Regions from separate parts of the Homo sapiens genome. Here regions 2 and 3 are each linked to region 1. Evidence: chromatin contacts called from ENCODE Hi-C or POLR2A ChIA-PET data. All regions are on one chromosome and are shown on one strand. The core of a region is the stretch at or near the end of the contact, and the rest is flanking DNA. Distances in the headings are between cores, read along the strand shown.

Evidence for each region. A loop is a pair of places that touch in the nucleus more often than their neighbours do. ChIA-PET counts read pairs that join two places held with the same protein, here RNA polymerase II (POLR2A). Pooled maps may share reads with other maps.
Region 2: a loop to region 1 is called in a map of CD8-positive, alpha-beta T cell, with 28 times the contacts of the local background. The contact joins the promoter of RAB11A here to the promoter of PARP16 in region 1. A Hi-C loop is called at or near these places in 2 of 168 maps with a recorded cell type or tissue (CD8-positive, alpha-beta T cell and OCI-LY7), 1 of 37 single-sample maps with no recorded cell type and 8 of 50 pooled maps. POLR2A ChIA-PET finds 5 or more read pairs at or near these places in 3 of 52 experiments (CD4-positive, alpha-beta T cell, MCF 10A and activated B cell).
Region 3: a loop to region 1 is called in a map of lower leg skin, with 5 times the contacts of the local background. The contact joins the enhancer-like site here to the promoter of PARP16 in region 1. A Hi-C loop is called at or near these places in 1 of 168 maps with a recorded cell type or tissue (lower leg skin) and 2 of 50 pooled maps. POLR2A ChIA-PET finds 5 or more read pairs at or near these places in 2 of 52 experiments (HEK293 and WTC11).

The regions. Positions count from the first base shown.
Region 1 is chr15:65,285,451-65,289,439 of GRCh38, forward strand. It overlaps PARP16 (poly(ADP-ribose) polymerase family member 16), which reads right to left and starts at 1,433. Exons shown (of 6, transcript NM_001316943.2): 1 at 803-1,433. The coding sequence starts at 976. SNORA24B (small nucleolar RNA, H/ACA box 24B) reads right to left here and starts at 141; the gene lies at 11-141. RefSeq lists a silencer at 1,118-1,677 and an enhancer at 1,828-1,877.
Region 2 is chr15:65,866,843-65,870,922 of GRCh38, forward strand. RAB11A (RAB11A, member RAS oncogene family) reads left to right here and starts at 2,649. Exons shown (of 5, transcript NM_004663.5): 1 at 2,649-2,783. The coding sequence starts at 2,744. It overlaps TRQ-CTG1-4 (tRNA-Gln (anticodon CTG) 1-4), which reads right to left and starts at 2,291; the gene lies at 2,220-2,291. RefSeq lists an enhancer at 2,463-2,522.
Region 3 is chr15:64,686,145-64,690,639 of GRCh38, forward strand. OAZ2 (ornithine decarboxylase antizyme 2) reads right to left here. Exons shown (of 5, transcript NM_002537.3): 3 at 4,230-4,405; 4 at 2,940-3,025; 5 at 1,430-2,690. The coding sequence ends at 2,560. Among named protein-coding and RNA genes, the nearest start is that of OAZ2, 15 kb to the right of the region's middle. Within about 2 kb of position 1,672, at least 3 of the 41 ENCODE cell types and tissues checked have a DNase peak (open chromatin) inside an H3K27ac peak, as active enhancers do.

The sequences.
Region 1 (3,989 bases), core at 183-2,682:
TAACAGTGAAGAATGTTACTTGTGCAAGTCAGAATCTGATACCAATTAAATGGTGACAGCTTTGCTGGTAAACAAGAATATGCTCTTCCATGGCAAGGAAGGGAGACTGCCACACTTGACAGGTCCCAAAGATACATGGAGTTCAGTGTCTTTAATGAATATCAGCTATTGGCGATTTCAATTTTCTGCTTTTTATTGAATCGATTTTGGTAAGTTATATTTTTCTAGGCAATTCCAAACATTTGGATTATAAGGATAACTGATATCTTGAATGCTGACCCAGAGGTGAACTCTGCAAAAAAAGTGCCTGGTGAATCAGAGAAATAACAGCTTACATATGTACTGGATGTTACAGTTTATAAAAGTACTGCCCATAGATCACCTCATCTGAAGACCAATGTCTGGGCGGCTTTGGTGACTTTTTGGTGTCTAATTATTTGCAAAAGGATGGATAACTTTCTAGCTAAGCAAAACAGCTGATTCACATCAACCCTATTCCTGGCCAGGCTAGAAAATCTGTGGAGGACTATGCAACTATTCCTCACTTCAGTCCTCGGAGTCATTTGTCATTGACAGGAGAGAAGCAGCCACCAAGTGCCTTGGGAGTGAGCGTTGACATGAGGGTGTTAGCAGTGTTCTTAGCTCATGGAAACCTTCCCCAAGGCAAGGCAAGACCAAGCTGGGAATGGAAAGTCTGGCGGCTGTCATGTTTACTAATGCGGATGGAACTGCCTCTACCTGTGGTTCCACAGGGCACTTGGTCCAGGACGCAGTGGGCAGCGCCAGGACAAAGCACACTCACCAGGGCTTCAAAGTCCTTACAGTCGCCGCGGGCGTAGGACGCGGGGAAGGGCCGCAGCACCGAGTCGCGCTTGTAGCTCTGCAGGGCCGAGGCGAAGAGGCTGCACCGGAGGTCGGCGGCCAGCATGTCGCGGCCCGCCGCCTCCCTGGCGGCCGCCCAGCCTGAGGGCTGCATCCCAGGTCACTGCGCGTTGCCGGGGTAGACGCGCTGGTTAGGGGCAAGGGCGAGCGTGCGTTCAGCGCGGGGGCTGGGCCCGCGGACAATGGGCCGTCAGGGGCCGGGTTCCCAAGCCTGGGGTGGAGCTAGGCAGGGGGCTGAGATGACAGGGGTGAGAACGTGCCGACAAGTGTCCTCTGCCGGGGTCTGGGCCGCGGCTCGCCGCCGAAGAGAGAGACCGAGGCCTGGACCGCGGGTCGGCGGGGAGGTTGGGCCCAGGGATAAAGGAACTGGGGCTGGTGGGGGGGAGGGGTTCCCGGCCTAGGGGAAGGGCTATGACAATGGAATGACAACCGCGGGAACGTGCTGACACGTGTCCTCCGCGGAGGCCTGGGGCGGGAAGCAGCCCCCGGGGGACGGCGGGCAGAGCCCACTCTCCGCGACGGGCGAGGCTGCTGCGCCGCGCGCGCCTTCCTGCCCCGCCTCCCGCCGCGCCGCCGAAGTCCCGCCTCTCGCCAAGCTGCCCGCGGCGCCACCTGTCTTCCGCCTGCAGCTCACGTCCGCTTGCCTTGCCCGGCCTACCTCCCCTCCCGCCGCCGCGCTCCGCCCGGCCCAGCCGAGGGCCCGCCCCTTCGCGCCCCAGCCAGCTCCACCGTACGGGTTGTGCCCGCCCCTCCCAGACCCCGATCACCCGCAGCTACGAGAGTTGCCGCCGCCAGTGTGTGCCGGGCGACGTCGCCCACGCCCCTGCCAGCCATCCTCACAGCAGCAGCAGCCCTGGTAGAAATTGATGTGGGCACCCTCTCGACCCGCCCCTGTACTTGTCTTTGTCCCAGCTCTGCGGACTGAGCCTACCTCTCTTCCTTGGGGTATTAATGCTACCTATTGTCTCTCTTGAATCTTTTCCCTCCAAAACTGCACAGAAGGAGCCATTTAACACCCAGGGAAACTGAGGCTTAGAGTGCTGCAATGCTTGCCCAAGATCCCACAGCCAGATGGGTAAATCTAGGATTCACACCGAGATCTTTGGAAAACCAAAAGACTTTTCCTCTGCTTTTCAGCCTCCAGAATTCTCTGAATTGCTTAAGTCTCTGGCCTCAAATGCCCCAAGATCCTCCTTGGGAGACCTCTCTGACAGGGAGCTTGGGGGAGAGCAGAGGGGCATTGACTTAACTCTGCTGGAGGGTAAGGACTAGACTCCCATCCCCTCTCCCTACTCAGAACCTTCATTAGAGAAAACCCCAAAGTGTGACCTCATGGTCACATGCAAATCTAAACACAGACCATTGTGCTTAAACCAACACACCGCACACACTCCTACCCTGCAGGATCTTCTGAGGAAGAAACTTCTCCTTCTGCATCCAGGCTGTGCTGGGCCCTGGACTCAGAGGAGAGGTGGTCCCATGCCATTGGATTGCATCTATGACTTCGGGAGGTAGGGCGAAGACTGGTCCCCCAGACACCACAGAGCTTCCCATCTTCTTTTGCCAGGTAAAGGTTGGGGGCTGCTCCCAGGAGCCCACATCAAATCTGTTTGCTCTGAGGCCTAGAACCACAAGGCCCCTAGTGCTTCAAAAGCCATGGGGGTTCTCATAGGACCCAGGAACTCTAAGGTGGCTTCTGAAGCTCAGACCCCAGGAAGGGAGAGCTTGGAGTGGGTCAGGAGACCAGGGAACCATCTCTCATTCCACCTCTTCTTCATTGCAGGCCCTTAGACAAAAGCCACCCTCTGATACCTCCTTGGCCTCAAGAATTGTTTGTTGGGTGGATATATAAAATTTGCTTATCTGAAGATATTTGTCACATATGATATGAGAATCATAGTGATAATATTCACATCACAGGGTGGTGTGGAAGGGCCTCTGATGGCCAGCATTCTCATGACTTAGCTCATGCAGAATATTAGAATTCTTTTTAATTCTTGTCAATTCCATAGACACAAAGTTGAATTTCATTATAGTTTTAATTTGCATTTACTTGATAGTGAAACTGAATGTTCTTATGTTTACTTTATTCTTCTAGATTTTATCAGAATTTGCTAAGGTGGTCTCAGAACCACATTTCTTGTGGAGGGGTTTCAGCCCTGCTTATATAAATTTGATATAATCCACAGACCATACAATTCACCCATTTAAAGTGTACAATTTAATAGTTTTTAGTACATTCACAGATATGTGAAACTGTCACAATCAATTTTAGAATATTTTTATCACCTCAGAAAGGAACTCTCTACACCTAGTCTATCAATGCTCTACCCACCCTACCATGTCGCCCACTCCTAAGCAATCACCAACATGTTTGTTTTTTGTTTAAGAGACTGGGCCTCACTGTTACCTCGGCTAGAGCACAGTGGCTATTCACAAGCATGATCATAGCACATTGCAGCCTAGAACTTCTGGCCTCAAATGATCCTCCCGGCTCAGCCTCCAGAGTACCTCAGACTACAGGCTCACACCACCACACCTGGCTTAGAGAACACATTTTGTTTACTCCTGTCCTTTTAAATTCATTGAGGTTTGTCTATTGCCTAGCATATGGCCTATCCTGGAGAATGTTTCATGTGAATGTATATATTCTGCTGCTGTTAGGTCAAGTGTTCTATGGATGTCTGTTAGGTCTAGTTGATTTATATTGTTTTCAAATCTTAGATTTCCTTGTTGATCTTCTGTTTATTCTATTCATTATTGAAAGTGGGGACCAGGCACGTGGCTCACACCTGTAATCCCAGCACTTTGGGAGGCCGAAGTGGGCAAATCACCTGAGGTCAGGAGTTCGAGACCAGCCTGGCCACTATGGTTAAACCCTGTCTCTAATAAAGATACAAAAATTAGCCAGGCATAGTGGCACGTGCCTGTAGCCCCAGCTACTCGGGAGGTTGAAGCCCGAGAACTGTTTGAACCTGGGAGGCGGAGGTTGCAGTGAGTTGAGATCATGCCACTACACTCCAGCTTGGGTGACAGAGTAAGATTTCATCTCCCAAAAAAAAAAAAAAAAAAAAAAAAAAAATCACTGACAGGAAAGATATCCACCT
Region 2 (4,080 bases), core at 1,399-3,898, 580 kb after region 1:
GGCATTTCTAAATTTATAATTCCAGGCTTTTTACTAGAGAGTTCCTTTTGATTTTCTTACCAACTGTACTAGTCAGGGTTCTCTAGAGGAACAGAACTAATAGGATAGACACATATATAAAGGGCAATTTATTAAGTAGTATTAAGTCACATGATCACAAGGTCCTACAATAGGCCTTCTGCAAGCTGAGAGGCAAGGAAGCCAGTGCGAGTCTCAAAGCTGAAGAACTTGCAGTCCAATGTTCGAGGGCAGGAAACATCCAGCACGGGAGAAAGATGTAGGCTGGGAGGCTAAGCCAGTTTAGCCTTTTCATATTTTTCTGCCTGCTTTATATTCGCTGGCAGCTGATTAGATGGTGCCCACCCGGATTAAGGGTGGGTCTGCCTTTCCCAGCCCATTGACTCAACTGTTTCTGCTTTGGGAACACCCTCACAGACACAACCAGGATCAATACTTTGGATCCTTCAATTCAATCAAGCTGACACTCAGTATTAACCAACACACCATTTTTATTAGTCATGCTTGAGACTAAATTAAACATTAGTGTTCTTTTTTTTTTTTTTGAGGAGTCTTACTCTGTCACCAGGCTGGAGTGCAGTGGCGCAATCTCGGCTCTCTGCAACCTCCATCTCCTTGGTTCAAGCAATTCTCCTGCCTCAGCCTCCTGAGTAGCTGGGATTACAGGACCTTAGATAAACTTACTATCACTTTATAGCAGTAGAGAAAGCACGGAAATTGGCACTGTATTTGTTTTCTATTGCTTCTATAACAAATTACCACAAACTTGGTGACATAAAACAACACAAATTTATTGCTTAAAGTTCTGTAGGTCACAGGTCTGACAAGTGTCTCATTGGGCTAAAATCAAGTTGTCAGCAGGGCTGTGTTCCTTCTGGGGGCCTTATGGAAGAATCTGTTTCCATGCCTTTCCCAGCTTCTAGAAGCCTCCAGATTCCTAGGCTCCTGGGCCCTTTCCTCCATCTTCAAAGCCAGCAAGGGCAGATTGAGGTCTTTTCAAGTCACATCACTCTGACCTCTTCTGCCTCCATTTTCCACTTTTTTTTTTTTTTTTTTGAGAACGAGTCTCTCTCTGTTGCCCAGGCTGGAGTGCAGTGGCGTGGTATCAGCTCACTGCAACCTCCGCTTCCCGGGTTCCAGCAATTCTCATGCCTAAGCCTCCAGAGTAGCTGGGACTACAGGCACCCACCACCACGCCAGACTAATTTTTTGTATTTTAGTAGCGACAGGGTTTCACCTTGTTGGCCAGGCTGGTCTTGAACTCTTGACCTCAGGTGATCCACCCACCTTGGCCTCCCAAAGTGCTGGAATTAAGGCCTGAGCCACCGTGCCCAGCCCATTTTCTACTTTTAAGGACCTTATGACAACACTGGGCCCACCCAACTAATCCAGGATAATATCCCTAATTTAATGTCAGCTGATAAGCAACCTTAATTTCATCTGTAACCTCAATTCCCCTTTGCCATGTAACCTAACCTATTCAGTCTCCAGGAATTGGGAAGTGGACATCATTGGCAGGGGGCATTATTCTGCTTGTTATAGGCATACTTGCCCACAAGTCTAAATCGAGAGTTTGCATATAGGAGGTAGGAGGTGTGACAATAATTGGATAAAGGCTTTTCTGGAATGACAAAATTCTCTTCAAATACAGGGAGGCCCTGCGACATGATATCTGGCAAATCACTTGAGTCTTAGTATCCAAACTTCCGCTAAAATGGAAATTACCATCCTTTGCTTGGCATGTTAAATGAAATACTTATGTAAACGGACTTAGATTAGAGGCCTACAAATAGGACTCAAGTTCTTGATGAATCTTGATGAGGAGGGTGGGCGAAGTACTCTAAATGAAAATGAGATAGATTGCGAGATTTCCGGAGAGGAGTGAGTGACAAGCGCCTACCCGTGCATGAAGCTGGAGGTAGAAAATTCCAGCAAAAGGAATTTTCAAGTTTCACTGAAGCTTTTGAATCAAGGCTTGAAAGCCCAGGGTTAAAAAAAAGGCAGTGAAGAAGCTCATTAAGACAACCCCCCGCCAGGTAGCAGATAGCACCTGAAATGCAGTGGGAAATTTGTGAGGTCTTCATAGGCAAGGATTAAATTTTACATCTCCATCTTAAGATGTGTCATAGTTGTTCAATTACTTAGTGACCAAAAAAGTGAATTAAAGATGTTGTCAAGATTAAAAAAACAAAAACCAATGCAGGTTCCACCGAGATTTGAACTCGGATCGCTGGATTCAGAGTCCAGAGTGCTAACCATTACACCATGGAACCGCCACGCATGTGTAGCTGCCTTCGGCTGTCTAATCCTCAGAGAACCCCGCCCCCATCCACAAACCCACCACTCACAGGCGGTCCCGCCTGGTTCCAGCGAGCCGCTTCCGGCACGGTAGCTCGAGAAATGAGCAAGCGGCCACTAAGACTATGGTAGCTAGGAGTTCCAGGACTCAGTTTCCCCTTTGAGCCTCCTTTAGCGACTAAAGCTTGAAGCCCCACGCATCTCGACTCTCGCGCACACCGCCCTTGTTGGGCTCAGGGGCGGGGCGCCGCCCCCGGAAGTACTTCCCCTTAAAGGCTGGGGCCTGCCGGAAATGGCGCAGCGGCAGGGAGGGGCTCTTCACCCAGTCCGGCAGTTGAAGCTCGGCGCTCGGGTTACCCCTGCAGCGACGCCCCCTGGTCCCACAGATACCACTGCTGCTCCCGCCCTTTCGCTCCTCGGCCGCGCAATGGGCACCCGCGACGACGAGTACGACTACCTCTTTAAAGGTGAGGCCATGGGCTCTCGCACTCTACACAGTCCTCGTTCGGGGACCCGGGCCACTCCCGGTGGACCCTCGTGCCGGCCACCCCTGCACTGATATAGGCCTCCCTCAGCCCTTCCTTTTTGTGCGGTTCCGTCTCCTACCCAGCTCAGCCTCTTCTCCCCCGCTCAGACAGGGGTCCCCATCACATGCCGCTCTCTGAGCGACCTCTCCATAGGCCTTCGCTGGCCTCAGAGCCCCTCCCTGCGTGTCCTTCCCCTGGCGGACTGCCTTCTCCCACATCGTCGAATTCCTTTCCCCGGGTTCTACGGCCCCGCCGCTCCTCCCACCATCTCTCTTTTCGGGTGTAGCGCCCCCTCCCCCTCGGCGTACACCCTTCCCAGCTCGCGTCCTCTCCCGAAGCCCCTCTGACGGGTTCTTCGCTTCCCTCTTGGCCTTGCCTTCGGTGCAGACTCCCATTACAGGTCTTTTTCTTATCTGCCCTCTTTCCCCCCTCGAGCGAGCGTCTCTTCTGTATCTCCCCTCCACTTGGACGGCCGCCCCTCTAAGCTTCTCCCATCCCGGGTCCAGGACCCCGTAAAATCTGAGCGGGCCAAGGGCCTCCGCCCCCACCCTCCGCCCCGCGGTTCTCGCGGTCCTTAACCTTCTCTGACCGCTCCCTCTCCCACTCCCCATTTGGCAACTCTCTCTACCTTCCCTCCCCAAATCGTGTTTAGAGCTCCCTTGTCTCCGTTGCGACCTGGGTGGTGGGAGGGAGGGTAAGAGGGATCGCCCATCACCCACTCGCGCACTTGTCGCAGTGACCCGGCAGGCTGACATTACTTCCCACCTAGCCTTTTCTTTTCTTGCCCTCCCTACTCAGTGGCACCCAACCCGGGATAACTCTTTACTCGGTTCGCGAGATGAGGTTGCGGATGGGTGGTGGCTGTTATCCTTGCCAGACCTGAAGGCCTGGTTCCTGAGCAGGAAAGGTTGTGCGCTGCACAAATACTAGCTTGCTTTATCTCTATGAACTGGTTGCTTCCTGCTGCAACGCTGGGAGGATCCAACAGGAAGGGAAGAGCCCTAGTTAGCCACATACCTTTCCCAAAAGGTTGGGGGTGGGAGGAAGTTGTGTGCTCTTTTGGTTACATTAAATATTTATTATAAGATACGGAAACATGTAGTGCCCTTGGACAGAACATATTGGAGGGTCAGGGTTGGTTAGAAAGAATTGCTTATTGGTTGAGTCCGGAAGGAATCCGGTTTTTTTTTTTAATCAACGAAGATAAAGGGTACATTTTTCAATGAGAAGAGAGTAC
Region 3 (4,495 bases), core at 422-2,921, 600 kb before region 1:
AGTGCAGCCTTTTGGGTACCATATTTCTTTCCTGTCAGTGGTCTTCAATAGCAAAAGTTTTTTTTGAAAAGGGAAATCTTGACTGGGTGATTTTTTTTTGAAGAGGGAAATCTTGACTGGGTTTCCAATTTAGCCTTTGTGACTCTAGCCGTATTGAAGAGGAATCACCAATAGGTGGCAGCAGAATCTCAAGCATGTTTCTTGGGAAAAAGTAAGGGACTGAGTTTTGTCTTGGTTCTTTTTCATCTGTCTTGTCGATTCCTTGTGTTTGTTTAATATCTGCATCCTAAACTGCCAGCTGCCTCTAGGAATTACCTGCCCAGTGGGGGACACTTGATTTCAACGGAATGTCTCTAGTCCCAGACTTGCTCTAATAACATTTGCCAGGCACGGTGGCTCACGCCTGTAATCCCAACACTTGGCGAGGCCGAAGCGTGGGAATCACTTGAGGCCAGGAGTTCGAGACCAGCCCGGGCAACATGGCAAAACCCTGTCTCTACTGAAAATACAAAAAATTAGCTGAGTGTGATGGTGGGCATCTGTAATCCCAGCTACTCAGGAGGCTGAGACAGGATAATCACCTGAACCCAGGAGGCGGAGGTTGCAGTGAGCTGAGATTACACCACTGCACTCCAGCCTGGGCGACAGAGCGAGATTCCATGAAAAAAACAAAAACAAAAAAAAACTTGGGATTCGAGCTCATTACTTTTAATGAATACAAGTTAGAGTCCAAGATAAATGACTTGGCCCACAGTGAAAACACAAGCAGGCTCCATAAAGAGCAATGTGAGAGCCACAGCTTAACAGTAGACAGTTGCAAAAATGTAGGTGGAAGAACATGCCCTTCAATTGGCAAAACAGAAGCAAAAGAAAAAAAGTGCCAGTAAATCCTTGAGAAATTAAAAAAACTGTGGTGAAGAGGATTCCAGCCCCCTTGGTACCACTGAGAGCTTATTCATCAGGCTGTGGTGTGGGGGACTGGAAGCCACACCTTAGGACACTGAGCTCCAAAAGGGGAAAACTAGAACAGGGAAGGTGTGTGCTGCATCCTTCAAAGACCTCAGGAATGGGAATGTCAGGAGCTCCATGCAAAAGCCAAAACCCAGTATCAGGACCCAACCTCCCCAGCCTTTTACAGAAAAGGAAGAGCTAAGAGCAGATTGGATCTTGGGTATAGCCTCTCCTAGATGAAGCTGATATGTACACATCTCTCTCCAGGGGGCTCTGGCAGTAAGTCTCAGACTCCTAGCAACCCCGCATTTCACAGTGTAATATGGCCCCAGAGAGAGACCTCAGCCAGTTTATCTGCCCTCCTACACTGCAGTTTTTTTCCCAAGGAGCACGCACCACACCTCTATTTATTAGGCTCTGGAGTCAAAACAGTTTGGTAGGGAGTTGGTCCTAGTTCAGAAATAAAGAATAGACCAACCACAACTTTAAATCAGTTTATTGACACAGTAACACAACACACTTGCCTCCCTGACATCCCCGTCCCCCTCACCCAATCTAGATCTCTCCCCCTTGCTCTCCCCTTAGAAAAAGCTGTTTAGTGAAAACAGTTAAGGGCAGGCCACTTCTACACTCCCAGCGCTACCCTAGGCCCTGCAGAGCAGAGTCTCAGACACTACTCGGAACCTGGTGGGGAGGCAGCTAGTACTATACTCAGCCAGCCAGAAGTATCCAGTCCCTAAGAACGGATTGCCCCACAATTCCCAGGCCCTGAGTTGCTATATATTCCTCTTCCTTACTGCTGTTTGTGACCCCAAGAAGGAGACCTTGGGGCCTGGGCCTGCAGCCAGGAGCAAGAACTCCTGGCAGTGATTTGAGAATTAATTAGAGTTTGGCTAGTGTTTTAAAGGCCCAGGCATCCCCCAAAAAAGCCCTGGTGGTGGGAGTAAATTTCAATGCCCCTATTTAAAATGTACTGATAACATTAAACAGATTAAGCCAGCTTAACCAAATGCCAGAATAACACTAAGCTGTAAAGAAGGAGGGGTCGGACCTGCTTACTCCAGGCCAGACGCAAATGCACACAGAGAAGCCCAGGTAAGAGTGTCAAAAAACAACTCAAGGACACTGCCCAGGGACTGAAAAGCCTATACTCAGGAGCCCCTGGGGTGACAGGAAGCAAAGAAAGAAAATACACAAGTCTTAATAACCAAAACAGAAAGCCAACAGCAGGGAAACCTGAGCCTGACAGTGCTGCCCACCAGCCCTCCAGGCCATGCCCCTGAACCCAGACAGTCCCTCCCCCTCTAGGCAATGTCCTCCCCTAGGCTAGATAGAACACATCACACAGCGCAGTTTAGAAAGCTTCTAATGCCAGTTCATAAACATCTTCATTTACTATTGGTGATTACATGTGAATAATATGTTTATACTGTTCTTTATGGAAAACAATTTCAACGAGTCAACTCCGAGAACACAATAGGCAACCCTCACCCTGAGCCCCTCAGTGTCCTTCCCTAGACAGCGAGGAGCCCTCTCGTCTGTCCCAGGGCTGCCTAACTTCCCCTCTTCCCCCACTGTGGCTCTTGGGTAAAGCATCCTCTATGACTATTAGTCCTCATCGGACAAGTTCTGGTCCAGGGGATAAACCATGAACATCACATCTGGCCGAGAGGGGACACAGGGATGGCCTGGACGTACAATCTCAAAGCCCAAGAAGCTGAAGGTCTTCAGGAGTGGAGCTGCAGAAGACAGAGTGTAAAAAAGTCTGATGAGAAACACAATGGTAGGCTGAAATCAAAACCCCAAACAAAGATGGAACAAATAAGCACTAGGCTTTTACGAGCCCTTCAGGCACTTGCCCTCCTGCCATGATTTCCCAGGGTTTGAAAGGCAAATTCAAGAGTCCCACCTCATCCTGGAGGTGCTCCCTTCTCTCCCCCAGGCCCCACTGTCTGGGCTGTAAGGCTCAGGCCACTCTGACTCCTCACCTCTGTCTTCTCGGCCCTTCCTGAAGCAGATGAAGACATAGTTCACTTTCATCTTCTCTTCAGCAAACTCTAGCAGTGCTAACAATCTGCAGGAAGCAAAGAGAAGTACTTAGGCCCATCACCACCTTCCTAGACCTCCCTCCCATTCACACCCCACCCCCACCCCTACCAACCCAAAGGCTTTTCTGAGGCCTACAACCAGCAATATAAATACAGAAGCTCTGGGCTGGGCACAGTGGCTCACACCTGTAATCCCAGCACTTTGGGAGGCCGAGGCAGGTGGATCACGAGGTCAGGAGATCAAGACCATCCTGGCTAACACGGTGAAACCCCATCTCTACTAAAAATACAAAAAACTAGCCGGGCGTGGTGGTGGGCGCCTGTAGTCCCAGCTACTCGGGAGGCTGAGGCAGGAGAATGGCATGAACCTGGGAGACGGAGCTTGCAGTGAGCCGAGATCGCACCACTCCACTCCAGCCTGGGCGACAGAGTGAGCCTCCATCTCAAAAAAAAAAAAAATTCAGAAGCTCCAGGAGGAAGATTCCTATGTCAAGACCCCAAGAGCCTTGAATTTTGGAAAAAAAAAAAAAAAAAGCCACAGCGCCTGAGAAAAATGTTACTAACTTTTCTCTTCCTGCAATAGGAGATCTGAAAGTAACACTACCCATCTTAACTAATGCTGTCCACAAGACAGAGTCTGGGGCCTAGAAAGAAAACCCAGTTCTTCAGGTGTCCCACAGATTGCCAAGTCTGATATGATCACCTGCCACTGAGAGGGACACTCTGGGCTCTAACACTGCCTAAAAGGATTTTCTCAAGAGGCTGGGACCACTCAGGAACTCTGTCCTCAGGACATTTCTTACCCATCTTGGCTGCTTGGAGGGTCTTTGCCCAATCCAATGAAATCCCACTTACCTCTGAGCTTCCTGGGTGGGGTGTGAATGGGAGGGAGGTCTAGGAAGGTGGTGATGGGCCTAAGTACTTCTTTTTGCTTCCTAGCCTTTTAAACTACAGTACTGTGTAGCTACAGGGGGATTTAGTGTCAGAGTGAACCATGGGGCGATTAACCGGCAGGCATTTGGTTAATGTGATAACAATCTGCTTTAATTATAACCTAGAGCAGGCCTGTCTTACTGGCTAAAAATAACCTGTTACAAAACGGTATCTGCTTGGGGAGTCTAGAGCTAAGGGAGAAGGCACAGACTCCCCTACAATTCTGTTACCCACAGTAAACATATACTCTTCTCTGGAATGGGACCTCCTTTCCCTCCCCAGCATTTGGCTCTTTACCCTTCTTTGCTCCCATCAGCTAATAATCCATCTGGGATTTCTACAAACAGGCTCTGGCTGGACAGGACTGCATCCCAAGAAGAGACCTTCACCTCGGTGACCTCATACTGGAAGTGGACGATGTGAGGTTTTCCATCATTCACAGGGAGGTCCTGGGTCACAGTGAGCTTCTCGTCCTGGGAAGGAAAGCAGGGCAGAGGACCAGGTCACTACTGCTTCTGGCCATATCATCCACTCCCTAATCTAGGCGATGCTGGGAGTCCCCT